Regions from separate parts of the Homo sapiens genome. Here region 2 is linked to region 1. Evidence: chromatin loops called from intact Hi-C (ENCODE). Cell type or tissue: psoas muscle. All regions are shown on one strand. Region 1 overlaps IGF1 (insulin like growth factor 1). Region 2 overlaps IGF1 (insulin like growth factor 1).

Region 1 (2,500 bases):
TCATTTGGCAAAGGACTCAACCTTCTAAGATTCAGGTCCTCATATGTAAAAAGGATATATAAGAGTACCTCCCAGGACTGGCATGAAGATTAAGTGAGAATGTATGCAAAGTGTTTTGCACAATGGCTGGTATATGGTAAACTATATAAATGTTGACAATTATTATTATGGTGTTGAATTGGTTAACATAGCTAGTTGGGCAGGTATCCTCTTCCTCCATTAATCTTAAAAATGCATCCTTTCCAAAGTTTGGTCGAAGCAGATGGCCTTTCTAGATATTGTTATTCACTAAAGTAAATGAAAGGCTGTTCTCTTGAAAGAATGTCCAAACTTTATGTTGTATAGACTGGTCTGAATAGTTTTAATCTAGAATAGACACTATGAGAATGAATCTTTCAATCAAGTCAAATAAGGCGTATGGGCTTATCTTGACCCCTTGTTACCTTTGATTTGTCCCAAATAATCCACTGGTTAAAATCATTGGCTTTTTGGTATTAATATCAATGCTTCTTATTTCAAAACAATGCTGCAAGGCCTGGGATGAGTGTGGTGAAATACATGGTCAGAAATGGTTTCCCAATCACTTTCACCCAGCATAGTATTTCTCTCATCTCTCTCTACTTCATGTCTCATCTCATTCTGTTCTCTTCTTTTCCTATTTCCTTTCCTCTTCTGCTACTGACAGCCTTTGACATTCTTTTTATTCACTGATGTACTTTTGAGCAAGGCTTATGCCACTGTGGAGTTTACGGTAGGCTAGGTATTAGCATTTCATTTCCTCCCTGGAATGACTGAAAACCAGGGCTCCCTCTCCTGCCAGCCATGCTTTGGGAATAAGCAGTTACCCAGTATACAGTGTCACCAGGCCGCTTAATCACTACTCCATCTTGGACCCATGCCTGAATAAGATGAAAACTGCCAGAGAAAGAATAAGAAGGGATGTTGAGGAATCGCATACGTGGGCCTTAGCTGTCTCATTTTTTTTTCTTTTTTTTAGAAAGACTGACACAACTGTAAGCTGAGACTGGCTCCAGCTTGGAGATTGTAGCTATGCCACCAGCATTATCTCCTGTACTTACACTCTTATTGTTATTTTACTCTTTCAGATGTGGGAAGAGAGGCCTTGTAACAAAACATAAGGCATTCGTGAGTCGAGGGTAACGCCCTCTTTCTGGTGCCACAGAAAGATGAATCAGCCAAAGGGATATTAAAACACATTCTCTTTATTTTTAGTTTCTCTCTAAAGTCTTTCATTTCTTTTTTTCTTTGTAACTTGGCACCTGCCCTCTGTTCTCAGGGGCCCTGCACCCCATTAGTCTCCTCACTCAGGGACCTGTTTTTTGCTCAGGGCACATCTGGACCTTGTCCCAGGGGTGGGAGTGACATGGCCAGGATGGCAGGTGAAGGGGTGGCGGCTGCCAGGGCAGTCTGGCGTGTCTGGAGGGAGAGTGTTGGGAGGTGGACGCTCCTTAAAGAGAGGCATCCGGGCCTGCATCAGGGAGTAAACTGTTGGAAGACAGCCTCTACAGCAGCAGAAACAGCTCTTGGCACTGTCGCAGAGAAGGGAGCAGCCAGAGTCAGCGACAGATTGAACACAGGAGAGAGGGAAGGAGGGAGGGCGAGTGGGAGGAGATGGTTTGGTGTTACATGATATAAATAACTGCATGGTGCAGACTTGAGTGCCAGTTGGGTTGTGTGTGATGTCCCTTTCATGCTGGTGTATCAACAGTGTTGTTCTTGGATTGAGAGGTCCTGGGGAATGTTTCTATAGCACCTAGCACAGTGCCATATGCAGAGAGGGAATAAAAACAAGGCAATATGGTATATTGAAAACAACATTGGATTACAGCCCCAAATCCTCTGTGTGGATGCACAAGTCACCCAAATTCTCTGAGATTCAGTTTCTCATGTAAACAACCAAATGTGCTAGATAATATCAAGCACCCCTTCTAAAAAGATGACCCTAAATATCCAGATGGTCATGAACGACCCACTTTGTAATCAATAATGTGTATATATATATATGGCATATTAATGTTTCTAGCTAATAATAGGGGAGTATAGTAGTGAAGAGAAGTTTGATGAGAAAACCAAGAGTTTTCTCTTTTTTAGATTTAATTTTGGATGTAAACAAGATGTATAAGCTGAATTTAAGGAAAGCAGGGATCAGTGTTGAGTCTGATGAAGGAAAATGTCTAATTTGGAGTTGGGCTTGATTAGGGGAAGGAGACAAGCCCATCCATATGGATTGCAGAAGCCAGCTCAAGGTAGGGCACAAAGAGCCCTTTAGAGAGTCATTTGAAGCAGGTGATAGAATCAAACTACATTTTGAAAACCGGAGTCCTAAGGAAAGAGAGATGGCCCTCACTTCTGTGGGCACTCAGAAATGAGAATTAGTATGAGAAGAGTCTTTCTAATAATCCTTGGGCATGGCCTTTTACTTTTATTCTTCACAAAGCCGCATCTTCATAAGGTAAACAAATGACTCTTTCGGCCCCAG
Region 2 (2,500 bases), 50 kb after region 1:
CAGAATATTTTTAACCAAAACATCATTCCCTATTTTTGACTAAAAATAATTTACTATGGCCAAAAAATGGCTTTTGACAATACTATATATCATCACAGGGTTTTGTTTTTGTTTTGTTTCCTCAATATGAGAGAGAGAGAGAGAGAGAGAGAGAGAGAGAGACTGATTCCTTACCTGGGGCATATCAGCAGTTGACACAACCACAAATAGAAGAAAATAACAGAAACAGAAAAAAATATGAGAATCGAAGAATGAAATTGGCTCAAATAGAAACCACTCCTGTATTCTAAAGTCCCTGGCCTCAAGTCCAATATCAAATCAACACGTGTTGAGAATCCCTTCTGTGTATAGGGCACTGGGCTCAAACTGGCAAAAATCTTTTATTTTATTTTTAGTCACAGGAATTATGGCTTCATCTCTTGGAGGGACTTATGTGTCACTGTATCTATTTTATAGCAAAATATACCAAGGGACCCCTGGTTGGCATGACTTAGTCAATGATAGACTGCCAAACGGCAGCCTTGCCAAAAGCAGCAGTCCTGTGGCTCAAGTCTTCATCCTCACTCTAAGTAGTAGAAACCATGCTAAGATGATCATTAAGTTTTTCCATATTGTTACTTGTGGCACAAAGATGTGGCTTTTTCCAAGAAGCCTCTCAAGGTGAGTGGCTTCACTTCTCTCAGATGCATCTACTTTCAGCATCATGGGAAGAGTCCCTGACAGGGTGTTAGGTGAGGGGCGCTATTAAAAGGGTTGTGGAGTCATGCTGGAAGCTATAATTATAAGAAGAGCATTTTTTTTGAACCTCAGAGTAGTGGCAGGTCCATTCAACCCCATCACTTTTGGAGAAACAGTCATTTATTTTCTGACTACCCTCCTTGCCCTCCATGGACTCTCAATTTAGTGGCTCTATATCAGTGGCAAAATTTTCCCCATCATTCTAATGATGATTTCCATTTTTTGTAGTCAGACCTTCACCTCAGCAACTGAGGAAAAAAAAAAAAAACCAAAACCCCTGTCTCTCGTTAACAAAATATAAATATTCAGTTAATGGTTGTAAAGCAGTTGAAGATGAAAAGCGCCCTCTATTTGCAAATGATCATAAATAATGGACATAAAATAGAAGAGGAGGTAAAAGCTCAACTGAACATTTACTGCATTTTTCTCAACAAGATCTCCGCATGGAAATCTTCCACCCCCTACATAGCCCAAAACACTGGGACTGGAAGAAGCATGTTATCATCCAGTTCTCATTTTTTTTTTTTTTTGGTTGTAAAATTAGTGGGGTTTTCCTGTTCAATATTTCCATTGGAAACCTCAACAAATCCAACCCACCTGGACCTCGTGGCATTTTTCAAAAGAACAAACCTGTGATTGATCTTGCAGAGCATACCCCCACACTGCGGGAATGGGCCAGTTCTAGAAAGTATGTTATTCTACCGAATCCTATTTCTCCACCCCTCCCTTCTTTGTTGCGTTCATAGCAATGCTGAAGGCTAAGCACCTGCAACTGTAGATGCCTTCAAGTTCTTCAGTTTTTGTGAAATCCAGGGAAAAAAATTACTCAAGTTATAGCCTTAGTGAATTTCAAACTTCATTAGATGTCAAAACTATATTTTTAATAGTTCTAGTATAACACATTTAAGTGCAGCGATACATATAAGTCTCTGGAACTTAAGAATTTAAGATTTTTTTTAAATAGATTTCTCTTTTTCTTTTTTTTTTTTTTTGCTGAGTTATATTGTCAGATAAATCTCAGTACTTACAGTTCTAGGACAAGACAGAACCTCTAGTGCATTTTCCTTTAGTGTAGGGAACAGTCCAGTACACCCACAGAGAACCAGAGAATTTTATGTTCCCACAAATGAAAACAATACCGAACTTGCTTAGGAGTTTAAAGTGTGAAACAAGTGGTCCCATATGTTCATTATTTCCTTGGCCTTTTATTTTGCCAAACACAAAAGAAATCAATAGAGAGAAAGGAAAGATATGATAGAAAAAAAAGGGAAGAATCAGAAAGACATGAGAAAAAAAGAAAAAAAAATCAGAAAACACTTTCTCAAAAATCATTCACAAACCCAAATTTTAAAAGTTCTTTTTTTTTTAATCTTAGATAAATGGAATATTAATTGATTCCAGATGTCTGGGCCACAATGAAAATGCCCTGTAAAATTTGAGGGCAACAGTCATAAGAAAATACTCACTGTAGGTGTAATCATTTTTGTTTGTTCCAGGTCTTTTACAGCAGGTCAGGGTGGGTATTATGAGGCCGATGTGAATAGAAAACTGAAGTCTTAAAAACATGTGCTGCTTTGTGGGTGGGGTTTGTGAAAGCATCTAGTTACATTTGGACACCCAGGCAGGTATGCTATTATGAGCCTGGGTAAACTGCCTTTTGTCCATTGAAACAATGAACAAATTGCACAGCTGGGATTTAAGTCAATCTTTTCCCCCCAGTCAAGCCACCTATTTCCATTGTATGCCTATTGTAGCAGCCCAG

Evidence for each region. Hi-C counts contacts between places; a loop is a spot of excess contacts. Peaks named below come from ENCODE experiments on the same cell type or tissue, not always from the same donor. Only the 100,000 strongest peaks of a DNase experiment are listed, where the experiment ranks them.
Region 2: a loop joins it to region 1, with 2.6 times the contacts of the local background. A loop is called at or near these places in 9 of 110 quality-filtered maps.

Annotation. Positions count from the first base shown.
Region 1 is chr12:102,426,225-102,428,724 of GRCh38, forward strand. All of the region lies in intron 2 of IGF1 (insulin like growth factor 1), which reads right to left. The region is part of intron 10 of LINC02456 (long intergenic non-protein coding RNA 2456); the gene reads left to right. Among named protein-coding and RNA genes, the nearest start is that of IGF1, 53 kb to the right of the region's middle. In psoas muscle, no CTCF peak of the experiment used is centred here; a DNase peak (open chromatin) is centred at 1,527; H3K4me3 peaks cover 803 bases; H3K27ac peaks cover 2,500 bases.
Region 2 is chr12:102,476,283-102,478,782 of GRCh38, forward strand. All of the region lies in intron 1 of IGF1 (insulin like growth factor 1), which reads right to left. It overlaps LINC02456 (long intergenic non-protein coding RNA 2456), which reads left to right. Exons shown (of 13, transcript XR_007063427.1): 11 at 1-2,500. Among named protein-coding and RNA genes, the nearest start is that of IGF1, 3.0 kb to the right of the region's middle. In psoas muscle, no CTCF peak of the experiment used is centred here; no DNase peak of the experiment used is centred here; H3K4me3 peaks cover 2,429 bases; H3K27ac peaks cover 937 bases.